Regions from separate parts of the Homo sapiens genome. Here region 2 is linked to region 1. A link is a contact called in ENCODE Hi-C or POLR2A ChIA-PET data. All regions are on one chromosome and are shown on one strand. The core of a region is the stretch at or near the end of the contact, and the rest is flanking DNA. Distances in the headings are between cores, read along the strand shown.

Region 1 (4,724 bases), core at 1,696-4,195:
AAAGGGAATGAGGAGCTGTGAGGACCCAGCCCACCAAGCCTCAGGGACGTGACAGGCATCCCTCTGGATGAATGAAGTCCCTGAAGGTTTAGACCTGGAGTCAGTAAACTTGTTCTGGAAAGGGCCAGACAGTAAATACTGTAGGCTTTGCAGGCCACATATCGCATCTGTAGTGTATTCTTAAAATAATTTTTTATAATGCTTTATCAATTTAAAAAGCATTCTTATCTCACAGGTTGTACCAAAACAGGCGGTGGGATGGAGTAGGTCTGTAGCCATATTTTGCTGCTTTGACTTGGACCTCGAAGCTCTCTGGGGCTTTCTGTCCTTGCCTGGTGGGGACTTGGCCTCATGTGTGCCACTGTCAAGGGCCCAGGAGCTCAATGACATGCTGATCCTACATCCAAAGGTCTGTCTCATCTTTAGTGTCAGCACGGAAGGATATAAACAATCTCCATTGCAGCCCAAACAACTACAGGCTGTTGAGTACAGAAGACATGTCAGAGAATTGCAGGTCTGCGATCTATTGGGAAGATGGGTGGGAGTGCCCTTCCCACCATACTTAGACTCTTAACAATCAGCTTTCAAGCAAAGCTGGAAAGAATTAAAAATAGTTATCTGCCCTGCCTCCACCACCACCACCAGAAAAACAAAAACAAAAACAAACAAAAAAAATACCCTATGTAGTCTATGTTCCTCAACCTGGAGAATCCAAGGGTTACTGTGGCTGTTGTTCCATGCTCACAAGGAGCATTTTTCACTTGAAAGTGAAGCAGCACATGGGCAGCTACGTGAGTTAGAAATGAAAATGGGTATGAAGGGTCCAAGTGCCCCACTGAGGGACTGAACCACGTGTACTTTAAGAAGCAGAGATTTCCAAGGACTAGCCTGAAAAGGCATAGCAGGGAAGGCACAGCTTCTGTGCCAAGAACAGATCTGGTCCTGTAGTCAAATAGTTTTCAACATCTTTCTCCAACTAATAAGCTAATTAGGATTAATCAGCTAATAGTATTAGAAAGCCCAGGTATCACTTCTGGTATGGGAAAGAATGGAATCAGACAGGACATGGTGACCAGCTCTGAGCATTAGGTTCAGCCATATGCAGAACCAGCAAGGATGGGGGGATTCTGTTCCCTGTTGCTGGGGTGTGTTTTGGGGGCAGGTGGTTGGTCTCTCTGTGAGTAGCATTGCTCACTGTATTGGGAAATACCGTTCTCAGAGTGACAGATGTAGAAGCATAAAGCACATTCAAAGTCATTCCAAGAGTGGAAATAACTCAGCCTCACAGATAGAAAAGAAAATGTCTAGGTAGATAAAAAGAACGTGAACCCGGGATCTGCCTGTGTTGGCAGGGGCCACACAGGGAAAGGGAGGAGAGGAAAGGCTTCAGGAGGAATATGGGAGGAAGCAAAAGCAAGCTGAGTCATGCTGCGAAAAGCAGGTCCAAAGGGAATATGGATCCAGGAGGGACAATCTTGATTTCCTTACCTGCAGACCAAAAGAACCGGGCTTGGTTTCTGAGGCCCTTGATTCAGAACCAAATTCCACAAGGAAGATGATCATGCCTGAAACAGGAGAAGTTCTGTTCAAATCCTAACACATCAAGGGCTGGGTCAGAGCCCACGTGCTTCATGAAGCTTGCTTGGACCACCCCAGACTGCAGCATTCTTTTCTGACTGCTGCTGGTATAAAATGTCTCCACATGTGCTGTTAAATATGGACATTCAATGGCAATTTCAATTCAAGTGAATTCAAACCAACTAAAATTAAATATTCAGATTCTCAGTTGCACCAACTACATGTCAAATACTCGATAGTTGGATCACAGATGACAGCACAGGTCCCAAAACATTTCCATCATCACAGAAAGAGCTATTGGACAGGGTGGTCAGAACTTGCAGTTGTCTTTGGATGTATCTCCTGTCTTTCCAGCCCAATTGCAAACATCTCAAGGGTGTAGAGCAAATATGTAAATCTGAGGGCCTTATCTCTACCCCGGGTCTTAGAGTCACACTGACCTGAAGCTGTGGACTTTGGCCAAATAGCCAGGTTCTCAGAGTCTCTGTGTGCTTCTCTAGAAGTTGACATCATCATTCTGATCTTTCATGATTGCTGTGAGAATTACTAATAAAGTGTGGACAGCTTAGTGCCCTGGGTTTGATGGCACTGTAGTAGGAGTGTATTCGTGAATTTCCCACCCTCTGTCCTGGGGCATCATTACGGGTGGGGCACAGTGCAAGATTCCTAGAGCAACATTCTCCAGCTACTCCCTGCAGAGCGAGTCTGTCAGCAGGCCACACCGCAGGTAGCTCAGGTCTAAACAGACCGTCATCTAGACAGGAGGCTTCAGTACCATCTTCCCATGTAGGCAAGCCCTGAAGACCTCAGGCTTGGCAATGAATGCCATCATCTCTGCTGCATTGACTATTTCTAACAACAGGATCAGAACATTGCCACAGACACATGTGAGCCCTGGTTACCTCCATGCCCTTACCAGAATGCTGTCGAAGCTGGCTCCTCGGTCTGGACTGGACAGATATTTTATGAAAAAAGTTGAGAGCCAAAGCACCCATAAGGTCCTGATTTAGAAGCATCATTTTAATAATATTCATCTTCTCTGCCTCTAACTTGTTGTTGGGTGAAATGGTTGAGCAGGAGTGAGGTGAGGGCAGGTTCATTCTAAAACTTTGTTCAGTTTTCCTTAAGAGGCCCTGGGCACAATGAATACTACTTGTGCTGGTTAAATATAGTGCCATCTGCCCTCGAAAATCTTAAATAGAGAGGCTAGGAAGTGAGCCCTGTGGTTCCTGGACTCTCTCCCTTCCTATTTATGATGATGTCAGCGGCAGCAGTACACTTAACAGAGCCTACGGAGCAGGCTTCCCTCTGTGCTTGGAGGAGTGAAGATTTACACAGGGACTTGAGTGTTTGGGGTGCAGTGTGTGTCCTGGCTGTCTGAGTTATGGTGGCAAGGTCACAGGCAGGAGTTAATTTGGCATTTGTCATAAAGTACACCCAGCTGCCACTTGTGATGTCATGGGGCTTCTCAGACTGTGCTGTCAGAAGCCCTGGCTTTAGATGCTATTAGAGGAAGCCTGTAGATTCAGAGACTGGAGACAGAGTTACCTCTATTCTGGTTATATTCCCTGTTGGGGCATGATTCTGGTTTGCCTCTCAGATTACCATTTCCTCACCTACAAAATAGATCTTCAACTACATTTATCCCTTCCCTTGCACACATCCATTTATTCCAAGAAATTTCAAGAATAGAAATTCAAGAAAACTTCTTCCCCTTGACACTCTCCCATTTCCCTTAATAACTGCTGTGTTTGCAGAATTCCATGCCATACCTCAAGCCTTCCTCTACTCCCTCTCCCCTCCTCCCCTTCCCTCTGCCCTGCCTTCTCCCTTTCTCTCTGTCTGAAAACCAGGAGCACAGAGTGCCCAGTTTTGGTGCCAGAGAAAGCCCAGGGTGCTGTCTTCTGATGACAGCTGCTACTTTAAGGATATATTACTTTATACATTTTCTGCTTTCAAAAAAATGGCACTGGGCGCGGTGACTCACGCCTATAATCCCAGCACTTTGGGAGCCCAAGGCGGGTGGATTACTTGAGGCCAGGAGTTCGGGACCAGCCTGGGCAACATGGTGAAACCCCATCTCTATAAAATGTACAAAAGTTAGCCAGTCGTGGTGGTGTGAGTCTGTGGTCCCAGCTACTTGGGGGGCTGAGGTGGAAGGATCAACTGAGCCTGGGAGATGGAGGTTGCAGTGAGCTGAGATCACTCCACTGCACTCCAGCCTGGGTGACAGAATGAGACCCTGTCTCAAAAAAAAAAAAAAAAAAAAAAAAAGGCATTTTTCCTTTGCCCCTTGAAGACCTAGTTTTGGTAGAAATTTGTGATTTTTTTTTTTTTTTCTACCTTCAGAACTGCATGAACAAGACTGACTGACCTCCGGGCTCCAACTTTTCTTTGCAATTGTTCCAGCTCTCTGTGAATTTTTAAGGTTGTTTTCTTAGCCTGACACTGCCGACTTCATCTGAAGCCTGGAAACATTTTTTTTTTTTTCTTTTGGCAAGTAACACTTGAAATTGTTTACTCAGATGACCTATTAAGAGAAATTTAACTTTGAATAATTTGATCCATGGAAAATTAAGTTAGCTAAATGTAATATTGAAGATGGTAGACAACTGTAGCAGAAATGAATTCTTTGTAATATTTATTTGTGCACTTTACAGAATTTTATTTATACACTTTGCAGTGTGTCTCCAGAAAAATATATCATCTTTTGGTTTTTGGTTCCTTGATATTTTAAGGAAATGAGCTTTTCCTCAGAGTGCTTTTTCCAAATAAACTTTGGAAGAAGGAAAATATTTAAAATGATGGCCTTTGGTGTGGGCTTCACTGTGAGATCACTGGATTTCCCTTGATAAAGGATCATCCCACTCTGTCTGGCTTAGCTGGGCCTAAGGCCTCGAAAAGTGAAGAGGATGCTTGGCCTGTGTTTCAAGACCAAAGTCAGGCTGGCAGGGCACTGCCCTATGGGGATGGCCAGGAGTGCCTACAGGTCAGCTATTGACTGGCCCGAAGCCCACAGTTAACAGTTAAATGTGAGCTGCAGTTGACGAGGGAAACCGGGAAGTCTATATGAGAGAAGCAACAGGAGGGGAGGTTCAAGGGGTGCCTGTGGTCCATAAACAAGAACTGGAGTCCAGGCACAGACC
Region 2 (4,682 bases), core at 676-3,175, 57 kb after region 1:
CCCTGCACCTTGGCAGCCTGTCTTCTGTCTCTGGGACTTGGGGCATGTGGGGGATCCAAGGGGTGGGCTCAGGTGTTCAGGTTTGGGATGGTGTTGTGGATTGAATTGTGTCCCTTAAAAGAAGATATGTTGGCGTCTTAGTCCTAACCCCCAGTAACTCACAATGTGACCTTATTTAGAGATAAGGTTTTTACAGAGGTAATTAAGTTAAAATGAGTTTATTAGTATCGTACTAATTCAGCATGCCAGGTGTCCTGATAAAAAGGGGACATATGAACACAGACATGCACACAGGGAGCACTCCATGTGAAGATAAAGGCAGTTGCTGGGAGGCTGTGCCTGCAAGATGAGGAAAACCAAAGCTTAGCAGCAAACCATCAGAAGCTGGAGAGAGGCATGAAACAAATTCTCCCTAACAACCTCAGAAGGAACCAGCTTTGCTGACACCTTGATCTAGGACTTCTAGCCTCCAGAACTGTCAGAGAATACGTTTCCATGGTTTAAGCCAATCAGTCTGTGGTAGTTTTTGACAGCATCCCTAGCAAACGAATACAGATGGTGTCGTGATAAAAGGCGTGGATCTTCTCACTGCATCACCCCACTTTCCTGTTTCCACCATCCCCACAGCCTGGGCAGGGAGGAAGAGTGGGGTGAAGAGAGGCCATTGACAAAATTTGGGGATCAGGCATTCCCAGGTCCTCCAACATGAGGTTGGGAACCGCTTGGCAACTTAGATTCCTGTGTTTCAAATAAACATCCAGAAATAACATGATGAGCTCAGATTTCTGCCTCTTATCTTGTCATCTAGTTTTTCTGTTTATAACAAAAATGGTAATATGAAAAGTACAGTTGTATGATGTGATTTGTTGAGGGAGCGACACAGTTGCACAGGGTAATTTGTGTGCAGATCACATGTTATCCCCACCACGATGGAATGAAGGAGGTCTCATTGGGCCCCTTTTGTGAAGCAGCTGACTTGTACAGGAGGCAGTGACTTGTACACAGTGAATGATAGAACCACAGTTCAAGTTCAGGACTCTTGATTTGCTTGCATGTAAGCTCTTCCCTCCTACCTGTAGGATGAGTGCACCAAGGTCTGGCTGGGATGGCCCAGAGAGTTCTGAAAATACAGATGCCTGAACCATCCCCAGAGGGGCTGAACTAATTGGTCTGGGATGTGGTCTGGGTAGCGGGAGTTTTTGAGTCTTCCAGGTGGATACCCACCACAGTAGGCAAACCAGCAAAGCATTTTAGGTTGACAGCAGCCTGGAGAGGTTAGCTTATTCAGAAGTTCTCAGGGGCTTGTGACAATCCCCGGGAAAGCCATTCCTAAAATACAGATTCCTGGGACCTGCCCAGACATAACAGATCAGAATTTCCAGGAGTGGAGTCCAGGAATCTGTATTTTACAAAAGGCCCAGAGGTCATCTGAGGATCACGTAGGTTTGGGAACTGGACCTAGTCCATCCACTGTGCCTGTGGGGTGTGTTCTGGAGGGATTCTAGGCAGTAAAGCACTCTGTTGTTTTCACTTAAAGCCTGCGCTGTAACACCTTACCAGAAACAAGGTCATCTGCTTACTTCACAGATTCCAGGGGTAAATATAGTGTCACACTAGGAAGGACTCAGGACTCAAGACAGAGTAAACACTTCTTCACTCAGCAACTGGGCACAGCTCCCAGCCACCCAGGAACGCTAATTTGGCATTAAACAGAGACTTGCAGAAGTCCCCCAAATAGCAGCAGTTTCCCATCCTGTAGACCCACAGAATACAGCCTTTTTGATATCCTCTGTCTCAGTTCTTCATTCTGCAAATGAAGAAGTTGAAGCCAATGAAGGTATGACCATCTAATCTCTGTGACAGGCAGATCTTGGATGCCCTCTGCAATGGGCAGCTCCTAGTGCCAGCTGCTGTGTCCTTGTCATTGTCTCTGTGTGTTTCTGACCCTGGACTCATCTGGCTGCAATTCAGTGGCCACATTTGTAGATACAATACCTATTTTTGAAGTATTTTTGAAGAGTAAATGAGATAGCATTAAAAGCACTTTAATAGTTTATAAAATACTAGTTGTTGTTATTGTTGAAATGTCAGTTTGCATTAGATTGATATGGAAACTTAAGGTGGGGCACCAACTTTGATTTGTACCTGTAAGAATAGTCATGTAACAATATTGTTTGTGGATCTGGTTCCCTTTTGCCAGTCTTTAAAAAATTTCCTAATGCAATGCCCTATTCAGTGAGTTAAGCTAATTATCTATCTGTTCTCCTGGAGCTTAAAGCCAAGACAGAAAATACTGGCAGTGGCAAAGATGACTGGGCCATTGGCCAGAGTGGATCCATTGATAAATCCATTTTTATGTCTTGCCCAAGCACTGTGGGAAACTGGAACAGAACCATGGGACCTATACTCTGCCAGTGTTCCAAAAATCAGGTCCTAGGCATTCATCATGGCAAATTTCTGCTGAGTTGGCCATGTTAATCTTTGGACAGATCAGATGTTTAAGATCATATTCAATTATACAGCAATCATACATTGGAATATGGGAAACTCATTATAAATTAGGTTGTTGAATATTGAAAGACATGGGAATTTATTTATGACAACTGTTTTAGGTGCAAAAAGCAAGCTGCAACATGGAAATGTATGTACCAAATGTTAAGAAGGAGTTTCTAGTGGAAGAAGGAGTGTCTTTTTATTTTCATCTTTGTATCTCTTGGCATTTTTTAAAGAAATGCCAATTCTTCCAGATGAAGGTGGCTTGACGGAAGAGATAACGTCGAAGGTGGGTCTTTGATAGATGTATAAGAGTTTGAAAAGGCAGAAGCGCCGGGCACGGTGGCCCACGCCTGTAATCCTAGCACTTTGGGAGGCTGAGGCAGGAGGATCACGAGGTGAGGAGATTGAGACCATCCTGGCTAACATGGTGAAACCCCGTCTCTACTAAAATACAAAATAGTTAGCTGGGCGTGGTGGCAGGTGCCTGTAGTCCCAGCTACTCGGGAGGCTGAGGCAGGAGAATGGTGTGAACCCAGGAGGCGGAGCTTGCAGTGAGCCGAGATCATGCCACTGCACTCCAGCCTGGGTGACAGAACGAGACTCCATCTCAAAAAAAAAAAAAAAGAAAAAAGAAAAAGAAAAAGAAAAGGCAGAAAAATCATCCAGAGGAATGAGAGTAGCATTTGTGGAGGCATGGAGTAGTGAAATCCCATAGTTTGTTCTGGAACTGGCTGGCTGTTCCAGCTGGACCACATTCAGATGGCTGACTGGTTATCAAGGCAATGTACCACTGAGACTGAGAGCAGTTTGTTTGACCCACACAACCTGAGTTTGAGTCTTGGCTTTACCATTTCAATTGTGTGACCTTGGGCAAGTCAGTTTACATCACCTACTCTATGTGTTTTCATGTGTAATATGTGGATAATAAAAGGACCAAGGTATGGGGGAAGGTTAAATGAATTAACACACGTGAAGCAATTAGACCCCTCACCTGGAGCATAGTGAGTGCTTCATAATTTAGTCTATCGTATCTCATCATTACGGCAGATATTGTTTTGCACCCAGTAGAAATGTACAGCCTTACTTCTCTGAGAGTTGAAGGAGAAAAAAAAAATGGTGAGTTGGAAGTAATACTTCATGGAGTACAGGGTCTCTGTGGGGCTGTTTGGAATTGTGCAGACAGAGGGAAGACAGGAGGGCATTGCCATGAGAGGGTGGCACCAAGTGAGAGCAATTCTTCTGAGCTCAAGATTTAAAGCCAGTTCTAGTTGGAGCAGAAAGAGGGACTGGAAAGTGTTAGGAAATAATGTTGGATGCATTCAATGAAGCCAGATTATAGAGGGCCTTATGGACCAGTTGGTAGGCGTCTCACTCATAAAAAGGAAAAGGGGACTAGGACATGATTTTTACAGGTGATATACGCCTGGTGGAAATGTTACAGCATAAAGGGCCTGGACTCGGACTTGTTTTCTAAAGCCATCGGGTGATATTTCCTGTGGACCTCACCTGTAGCCAGTAATGATCTGGAAATATTTCAGACCTTAGTAATAGACCCTGGTTTCTGCACCTAGAAAGAACCATGGTGGACTTTTCTTCTGAACATTGGTTTCTGACTTGGGGAAAGCAGATGAGTATCTGTGAACACCTCCTCCTTCAGTGAATAAAGAGAACAATGGTGGATGATGGAAAGAGCAGTGAACATGTTGCAGCCACAATAAAGTGTATTGCTAATTCATTTTTTAAAATGTGTTTGTCTTCTTACTTTCCTTGATTTTTTACTACCACATTATTTTTGAAGTTTAATAATATGGTTGAGATATATGACTAGCTGGGTTTCTAGTGGATATGATACTCTGTCTCTGAGCAGTACTTGCGAGCATTCTGAATCCTAGCCTTTTACACCTTTAGATAGAGTGAAACCATAACTACATATGTACATGGCTTGGTCTTGGGTTGGGGTTCCCAAAGAAAAGACTCTGAGACTAGCATTTAAATTCAGTAGTTTATTTAGGAGGTAGTTGCAAGAGGCACTGGTAGCAGAGTGGGAAGTGAGACAGGCAAGGGCAGGAAGCCAAAAAAGATGTGATAATAAGTAAGTCACTTCTGTGGACAATGGGGATTCAACCCACTCAGTGGCTTGGGAGGCGGGGAGGACTGGGACACTGCAGACAGTATACCACAGGCTT

Evidence for each region. A loop is a pair of places that touch in the nucleus more often than their neighbours do. ChIA-PET counts read pairs that join two places held with the same protein, here RNA polymerase II (POLR2A).
Region 2: a loop to region 1 is called in a map of sigmoid colon, with 2.8 times the contacts of the local background. The contact joins the enhancer-like site here to the promoter of SLC24A3-AS1 in region 1. A Hi-C loop is called at or near these places in 2 of 168 maps with a recorded cell type or tissue (left ventricle myocardium inferior and sigmoid colon). POLR2A ChIA-PET finds 5 or more read pairs at or near these places in 1 of 52 experiments (H1).

The regions. Positions count from the first base shown.
Region 1 is chr20:19,281,651-19,286,374 of GRCh38, forward strand. SLC24A3-AS1 (SLC24A3 antisense RNA 1) reads right to left here and starts at 2,946. Exons shown (of 8, transcript NR_024564.1): 1 at 2,495-2,946; 2 at 1,489-1,565. The region is part of intron 2 of SLC24A3 (solute carrier family 24 member 3); the gene reads left to right.
Region 2 is chr20:19,339,965-19,344,646 of GRCh38, forward strand. All of the region lies in intron 2 of SLC24A3 (solute carrier family 24 member 3), which reads left to right. Among named protein-coding and RNA genes, the nearest start is that of SLC24A3-AS1, 58 kb to the left of the region's middle. Within about 2 kb of position 1,926, at least 2 of the 41 ENCODE cell types and tissues checked have a DNase peak (open chromatin) inside an H3K27ac peak, as active enhancers do; they include left ventricle myocardium inferior, where a contact is called at or near this core.